Regions from separate parts of the Homo sapiens genome. Here region 1 is linked to region 2. Evidence: read pairs that join two places in POLR2A ChIA-PET (ENCODE). Cell type or tissue: HepG2. All regions are shown on one strand. Links, peaks and the distances in the headings refer to the core of each region. The heading gives the core; the rest is flanking DNA.

The links. Peaks named below come from ENCODE experiments on the same cell type or tissue, not always from the same donor. Only the 100,000 strongest peaks of a DNase experiment are listed, where the experiment ranks them.
Region 1: POLR2A ChIA-PET joins it to region 2 with 7 read pairs; 3 of 35 experiments call an interaction of 5 or more read pairs at or near these places.

The regions. Positions count from the first base shown.
Region 1 is chr5:154,435,174-154,439,573 of GRCh38, forward strand. The region is part of intron 2 of SAP30L-AS1 (SAP30L and GALNT10 antisense RNA 1); the gene reads right to left. Among named protein-coding and RNA genes, the nearest start is that of SAP30L-AS1, 8.4 kb to the right of the region's middle. In HepG2, for the core only: no CTCF peak of the experiment used is centred there; no DNase peak of the experiment used is centred there.
Region 2 is chr5:154,696,407-154,700,806 of GRCh38, forward strand. It overlaps a transcript of LARP1 not described here. Among named protein-coding and RNA genes, the nearest start is that of MIR1303, 13 kb to the left of the region's middle. RefSeq lists an enhancer at 381-892. In HepG2, for the core only: no CTCF peak of the experiment used is centred there; a DNase peak (open chromatin) is centred at 2,465.

The sequences.
Region 1 (4,400 bases), core at 142-4,141, 260 kb before region 2:
TAGGATGTTGAGCATCTTTGCATGGGCTTATTGGCCATTTGTTTATCTTCTTTGGAGAAATGTCTATTCAAACCCTTAGCCCACTTTTCAATTGGGTTATTTGTCTCTTTATTATTGAGTAATAAGAGTTCTGCATATATTCTGAATACAAGTTCCTTATCATAGCAGTTCCCAACACCCCCACACCGCATTGCCTCCCCACACCGCATTGCCTCCCCACACCTGCATGGAGAGGTACTGGTTGGGAATGGGGCCATACAGCAGGAGGTGAGCAGCAGGCAAGGGAGCATTAGCACCTGAGCTCTGCCTCCAGTCAAATCTTCGGCAGCATTAGATTTTCACAGGAGTGTGAACCCCACTGGGAACTGCACTTGGGAGGGATCTAGGTTGGGTGCTCCTTGTGAGAATCTAATGCCTGATGATCTGAGATGGAGCAGTTTCATCCTGAAATCATCCCCACTCACCCCCAACCCCCTCCCCACCCCCAACCGTGGAAAAATTGTCTTCCACAAAACCGGTCCCTGGTACCAAAAAGGTTGTGGACCACTGCCTTATATATGATTTGCAAACATTTTCTCCCATTCAGTGGGTTGTATTTTCACTTACTTGACAGATGCATACTTCTTATCACTACTATTGGTACTTCCATTTTCCACTGACAAAATTTTATAAAATGAGGATAACATGGAATAATCAAGTACTTTCCCAATCATTGCTGTGCTGATGGATCTGGAGCCTACACAATTGGCTGATAGGCAGTACCACCCTATCGTCTTGCAATATGATGTGTCCTTTAACATGCAGAAATCTGAATCTGGATACAATGGAAGTTCAGGGGTATCACCTTATAATGTATGAAATAATAACTGCCACTTATTAAGCACTTACTATGTGCAAGATATTGTGCTAACTGCTTTAGATCATCATATTTGATCCTCACAATATCCCTATTAGAGAAGTACTGTTATCCCACCTTACAGATGAAGAAAACTGAGGTTCATGGAGTTTAAGTTGTCAGCAGCACCACAGCTAGTAAGTGGTAGAACTGGAATTCAAACCAAGTGTTGCTGAGTCCAGAGCCTTTGCTTCTATCCACAATACCAGTAGCTGTCAAGTGCCATACTGCAGGCCAGCATCAGGGCTGGAGGAAGCTTTCCCAGGTCCTCAGTGGAATGCAAAAAAAAAGGACAATGTTGTGGGGTTTTCATAAGGACAAATTTGTTCCATTTAAATGACTGTTATTCTAAGATTCTTCCTTTTTTTTTTTTTTTTTGCTATTCCATATTTCCTTTTTAAAATAACAGTACTAGATGGTATTTTTATTATTATAAAAGAAATATAGACATGTAGTAAAACAAAAATCCAAATAGGAACAATGATTATAAAATTAAAATTACTTCTATCTTCTCTCCCTTGAGTCATAGTCCCTATCCTAGGGGCAACCACAGTTACTAGTTTTTTGTGTATCCTTAATGTGCATGCACGTGTGTGTGTGTGTCTGCACAAAATTTTTACAAAATATAAATGGAATTCCACACTACATACTGTTTTGTATCTTACCTTTTTTGCTTAATAAATCTTTTGGTATAGTTGAGTACATTTATTTTATTTTTAAAATGTTTACTGAGTCCCTACTCTATTAGCCACCAGAATCGGAGAATTTGTGTTCTATGCATTGGAACTACAGGAACAAGATAGATGTGGTTTTTGCCTTCAGGGAGCTTACATTCTAATAGAAGAAACACTTGAGGAACAACAAAACAAACAGAATAATTGCATATTATGATAAATGCTAATAAGAAAAGACATTGGATAGAGAATAGTGGTGGTCGTGGGGGATCCAACTCCTTTTAATCAGATAAGGTTCTCTGTGGAGGTGACATTTAAGTTGAGATTTGAAGAATGAAGCCAGTAGGAAGGAAACAGCATTCCAGGCCAAGGAAACTGCAAATGCAAGACTTTGAGGTAGGAAAAAGGATGGCTTACTTGAGAAATTTAAGGAAGAATAAGGCAGGCCCAGTGCCGTGGTTCACACCTATAATCCCAGCACTTTGGGAGGGTGAGGTGGGAGAACTGCTTGAGCCCAGGAATTTTTTGAGACCAGCCTAGGCAACACAGGCACACCCCTATCTCTATAAAAAAAAAATTAAAAATTAGCTGGGCATGGTAGCATGTGCCTGTAGTCCCAGCTACTTGGGAGACTACAGCTACAGGAGGATCACTTGAGCCCAGGAGTTGGAGGCTGCAGTGAGCTATAATCATAGTGCTGCACTCCAGCCTGGGTAACAGAGTGAGATCCTGTCTCAAAAAAAACAAAACAAAACAAAACAAAACGCCAGGCATGAATCACACTTCTAATCCCAGCACTTTGGGAGCCTGAGGTGGGTGGATCACTTGAGCCCAGGAGTTTAAGACCAGCCTGGGCAACACAGGGAAACCCCTCTCTCCAAACAATACAAAAAATTAGCCAAGCGTGGTAGCGCATGCCTGTAGTCCCAGCTACTCAGGAGGCTGAGATGGGGGTATCGCTTGAGCCCAGGATGTCAAGGCTGTTGTGAGCTATGATTGCACCACTACAATCTGGGCTGGGCAACAGAGTGAGACCCTGTCTCATAAAAAAAAGAATAAGAGAGCTCATGCATTGTGGGACAGGGCGAAGAGGTGCAGAGAGCACTGTCAGAATGCACTGGGAAGCTGTGAGGGGCCTTAATGGGGAGGGAGCATGGTCTGGTTTGTGTAGAGCTCACTGGGTAGAGAAGTTTAGGGACCAAGTTGGAGGCTTATGCACTTCAGGCAAAAGATGATGGTGTGATGGTGGCCTGGAATGGACTGTTAGCTGTGGGAAATGAAGTAAAAGAGACAGATTCTAAATGTATCTATTGGAGGTAGAAGAAAATGGCCTCGGCCGGGCGTGGTGGCTCACACCTGTAATCTCAGCACTTTGGGAGGCCGAGGTGGGCAGATCACGAAGTCAAGAGATCGAGACCATCCTGGCCAACATGGTGAAACCCCGTCTTTACTAAAAATGCAAACATTAGGTGGGTGTGGTGGCACGCGCCTGTGATTCCAGCTACTCGGGAGGCTGAGGCAGGAGACTCGCTTGAACCCGTGAGGCGGAGGTTGCAGTGAGCTGAGATCGCGTCACTGCACTCCAGCCTGGCAACAAAGCGAGACTCCATCTCAAAAATATGAAAAAAAGAAAGAAAGAAAGAAAGAAAATGGCCTCAATGATGAGTGGCCTCAGGATGTGGTGAGAGGCAGTTAAAGGAGGTACAGGTGGCACAGTTTATGGAGTCTGGATTCGGAGTCAGAGAATGTTTCAACTTGAACATCTTGGTCTGTGATGCCTCTGGAGCACCTCAAGCAAGGAGCTGAAGTGTTGCTGTCTGGAGTTCAAAGGAGAGGTCTCAGCTGGAACTATAAAACTGGGAGTTATTGACCTGTGCCTTTAAATATCTGGGGGTAGGTTTGGGTATGGACAGGAATCTTACAGTCACTGACTCAAGTTGTCCATTTAAAAACCTAGCCTTTCTTAAACTTTAAGTTCAATTTACAAATCTTGTTATTCCATTTTAAATCTAGTAATTTCTTGTATAAAGATAAGAACAAAATCTTGTTATTCCATTTTAAATCTAGCAATTTCTTGTGTAAAGATAAGAACAATCACTTTCACTTGTTCTTTGATTACTGTTAATTCTTAAGTTTAGTATATTCAATCCTCCTTAATATTTAATAAGACTTACCTCCTTAATCAAATTTCCTTAGACACTTAAAACTACAATTATCAATTTAATATGCCTGATTTTCTCACTTTAAATGCCCAATAGGGCAGACTTACAAATCTAAAAAGCAAAACCTTTCTAAGCATTTAAGCAACTGTTGTAAATTAATTACCTAAATGTATAAATGTAGCAAATCAGATTCACTTGGCTATTTCAAGAACCTTAAATCCTACACAAAGCAGAACAAGGATCATAGAAGCTTCTGTTCTGTATTCATTTCTTCACTACAGAATATTTATTCCCATTTCCTTTCTGGAGTTACAGATTTACTCCCCCAATAAAGAGACCAGAATTTTTCCCAAATATTGCTAATGGCAACCAATCTATTTCACTTTCAAATCTGTCGTTTTGCACACAAGTCTTCAGATATTTATTGACGGGAGACATTAGCATATGGTGGTTGTAAGGAAACCTAGTATCAGCTAGGGAAAGGATATGGAGAGAATGCAAGTGTACCCAGCCCTGAAGGCCAATACCTAGACATGGGGTGGAGCATGTAGAGGCTATAGAGGGAACTGCCCTAACTTGGCAAAATAAATTGTGTATAACCCCTTATTGTGTATAACCTCTTAATTTGGGGGGAAGGAGATTTTAAAGATAATCCCAGCAAATGCTGTC
Region 2 (4,400 bases), core at 228-4,227:
GAATGAAGACTGCATTGCTAGAGTGCATGGTTCATTAGTAAACTTATTCTTAGGAATCTCTGAATGCAAAATGATAATGGGAAATGTTTTTCCAGCCCTTACTGTGTCCCAAGCTTGGTGCAAAGCCCTTCATATGCATTGTCTCATGTAATCCTTACAGTGATCCTATAAGGTAAAGAAAATACTAGTCTCATTTTACCCCTGAGAAAACAGGTACACAGAGAGGTGAAGGAGCTTGCCCCTGCATTATTCCATTAGTAATGGCAGAAGAAGCAGTTGGTTCTCACCCTCACACTCCATTGGCTTGTACCTTTCTTGTATCATCTGTAAATCAAAGAAAATGACCAAGGCAGGTATCAATCATTTTAGGAAGAGGTTTACTTGCCAAAGTTAAGGACGCAAGCCTGAGAGAAGGATCTATGCCTTTCTCCAAAGATGATTTTGAGGGCTTCAATATTTAAAAAGAGAAAGTGTGGATATTGGGGGAATGCACAATTTTCATGTGAGAGGGGTGTAGAGGAAATCGTCCTTCATTCCTTGACTGGATCAGTGAATCTGCATTTTTACATAAGATAATGTAAACAATAGGGCAAAGGAAGCAATCTGATACGCATTTGTTTCAGAGGAGCAGAGAGTTGACTTTGAGTTCTGTCCTATGTCATGCACCTGTGATGATAAGCTGTCAATTTACATTGCCAGGGTGAAATTCAACAGAATTGTTTTAGGGTAAAGATCTTGGGGCCCGCCAGGAATTTCCTTGTGGGCAGACTGTGAGGGAGGTATGTAGCTTTTTATCTTTTTTTTTTTTTTTCTTCTCTTTGTAGCCATCTTATTTATGAACCAAATGGGGAGGCAGGTTTGCATGACCCAGTTCCTAGCTTGACTTTTCCCTTTGGCTTAGAGAGTTTGGGATTCCAAGATTTATTTTCCTTTCACACATCCTGTCAGCATAAGGAATTATGTGCGTGTACCTGTCTTAGCACCTGTGTCTACTAGACTAGGAGCCCTTCAAAAGTGAAAGGAAGAAAGCACATCCACACAAAACCTTGTGCACAAATGTTTGTAGCAGCATTATTCATAATAGCGAAAATGTGTCAGCAACCCAAACAACCATACTTGGTGACTGGATAGACAAAATGTGGTAGATTCATACATTGGAATGTTATTCAGCCATAACAGGGAATGAAGTTCTGATATATGCTATAACGTCGATGAACCTTGAAAACATTATGCTATGTGAAAGAAGCCAGTCTCAAATGACCACATATTATGATTCCATTTATATGAATGTCCAGAATAGGCAAATTCATAGAGACAGAAATTAGATTCGTGTTTACTTAGGACTTGGGGCTGGTGCAGGGGGGATAGAAAGACTAAGGGATAATAGCTAAAAGGCGCAAGGATTTGTTTTTTGTTTGTTGTTGTTGTTGTTTTTAAAACAGAGTCTCTCACTCTATCCTCCAGGCTGGAGTGCAGTGGTGCCATCATGGCTCACTGCAGCCTCGGACTCCTGGGCTCAAGTGATCCTCTCGCCTCAGTCTCCCAAGTAGCTGAGACTGCAGTCATGTACCACTATACCAGGCTAATTTTTTAATTTTCAGTTGAAATGAGGTTGGGTGGTTTTTTTTTTTAAATTACAAAATACTTTATTGCCAAAAATGCTAACAATCATCTGAGCCTTTAGCAAGTCGTACACTTTGTATTTTTGCTTTTATTATAATTTTTCATGGACACATAATAATTGTACATTTTTATGGTAAACAGCGTGATATTTCAATACATATATACAATGTGTAATCATCAAATCAGGGTAATTAGCATATCTGTCACTTCAAATATTTATCATTTCTTTGTGTTGGGACAGGGATTCTTTTTGAGGTGATGAAAATATTCTAAAATCTATTGTATGGCGGGGCACTGTGGCTCACGCCTGTAATCCCAGCACTTTGGGAGGCCGAGGAGGGTGGATCACCTGAGGTCAGGAGTTCGAGACCAGCCTGGCCAACATGGTGAAACACTGTCTCTACTAAAAATGTAAAAATTAGCCGGATGTGGTGGCAGGCGCCTGTAATCCCAGCTACTAGGGAGGCTGAGGCAGGAGAATTGCTTAAATCCAGGAGGCGGAGGTTGCATTGAGCTGAGATCACACCACTGCACTCCAGCCTGGGCGACAAGAGCGAGGCTGTGTCTCAAAATAAATAAATAAATAAATAAAAATTGATTGTAGTGACAGTTGCACAACTCTGTTAATATACTAAAAACAATTGAACTTACATTTTAGATGGGCAAATTATATTGTGTGTGATTATATCTCGGTAAAGCTGAAGAAAAGGAAATATCTAATTCACCAATGAATCTGCCAAGCTAGTTAAATAAATAAAACTAGTGAATGAATAGCTGTTTCCCTTGCAGTTGACAAAAATATGCCCTAGTTCCAAAGTCTAAAATGAATTCCCTTGACTGTCTCAGGGGCATGCTTGCGCCTAGCTCTCGGGAACCCATTAGTGTACTAATAAGAAACCTGATAATTCAGTCAATAATTCCTGAGGTTGTCAGTGCCACTCCGGAAGAAGAGAGAAATGCACAGACTATTTCTTTCGATACAAGCTGTGGGATTGCAGAGCGAGGGGCCGCCAGGATGTTCTGCCTGGAAAAGGGCCCCTGGAGATCTCACTGTGGTCTGTTCCCACTTGGCTAATCTTGAGTCATTTATGTGGGCTTATCTGACTATTCCTGTTTTTCCCCTCACCCTGGACATTCAGAAGGACTGTTGTAGTTAAAGCTCCAGAATAAAGTAACTCCTGAGGTTCTGTGGGAATAATTTCACTGTGAAGGACACAAACACTTCAATGGATGTCAATCACATGTCAGGGAAGGAGTGCTTGTTTAAAATAAAGATTCTTGGGCCCCATTCCTGGAGATTCAAATTTTGTAAGACTAGGATAAGGCCATGGGCTCTGCATTTTAAATAAAGCATTAGGCCAGGTGTGGTGGCTCATGCCTGTAATTCCAGCACTTTGAGAGGATGGCTTGAAGCCAGCAGTTCAAGACCAGCATGGGCAACATAGCAAGACCCCTCTTTCTACAAAAAAAAAAAAAATTTAAATAATTAAAACATAAATAAATAAAGCACCTGAAGTGTTCCTGAAACGGGACTACTGGCCATGTGAGAGACACCGACCTAACTAAAGAATAGACAGGGGAAATTGAACATGTACATTATCTCAGGCATAAAAATGGGTTTGCTTAGGGATCTTAGAGACCATTGAATTGAGTAGTTTTCGTACTGTGTCCACAGGAACTCCTTAGGGCTCCATGGAACACCTGGAGGGGACTGTTGAGTGGTGGAGGGACCGAGGTACAAATGGGTCTACCCCAGCACATGCCCCTTCAACAGCTCCATTTTAATCCATTTTCTATACTGGAGATTGAGTTCTATTGCTTAAAAACCACTAAGCCTGCCCTGTCCCTCCTATGCAAGTGGAGAAACTGAGGCCCGGAGAGGAAAACAGGTTTTCCCAAGGCGATGGCAGAACCAGAACTGATTCCAGGACTCTTATTCCCATCCAGAACCCTTCCCATTAGGGAATTCCAGTTTTTGATACATCCATTCATTTTTGGGTGGCTTTTCCTCTCTGCCTCCAGCAAATCTCACATAAGACAGCAGGGCCTGGACTAGGGTGAGGGGAATGAGGTAACTGCCTCAGGCACAAAATTTTGACAGGTGCAAAAAAATGCAGTAATCAAATAATATTTTAATACAATATTTTAAAAATCAAAATTAATGCAAAAAGGTATGATGAACAAAATGCCCAAATTTTAAATAAAAGCAGGATCAGTAGTTCTAATTTTTCCTTTTGCCCTGAGCTCCAAGATGGCTATATTCTGCACTATTATTCACCCTGCCTTTATTTAAAATTTGGGTATTTGAGTCATTGTGTGTTTTTTCATATTAATTTTCATCTTATAAAATATTGTGGCTGGTCGCAATGGCTCACACCTGTAATCCTGGCACTTTGAGAGGCTGAGGTGGGAGGATCACTTGAGTCCAGGAGGTTGAGGCTGCAGTGAGCCATGATCGTGCTACTGCACTCCAGCCTGGGCAACAGAGTGAGACCCTGTCTCAAATGAAATAAAATATTGCATTAAAGTATTATTTATCTAGATTACTGAGATGATGTTGTTGTTGTGGTTTGAGACAGGGTCTTGCTCTATCACCTTTGTTGTTGTTGTTTGAGACAGGGTCTCGCTCTATCACCCAGGCTGGAGTGCAGTGTTGCAATCTTGGCTCACTGCAGCCTTGACCTCCCAGGCTCAAGCGATCCTCCCACCTCAGGCTCCCAAATAGCCGGGATTACAGGTACATGCCACAATGCCTGGCTAATTTTTAAGATTTTTTG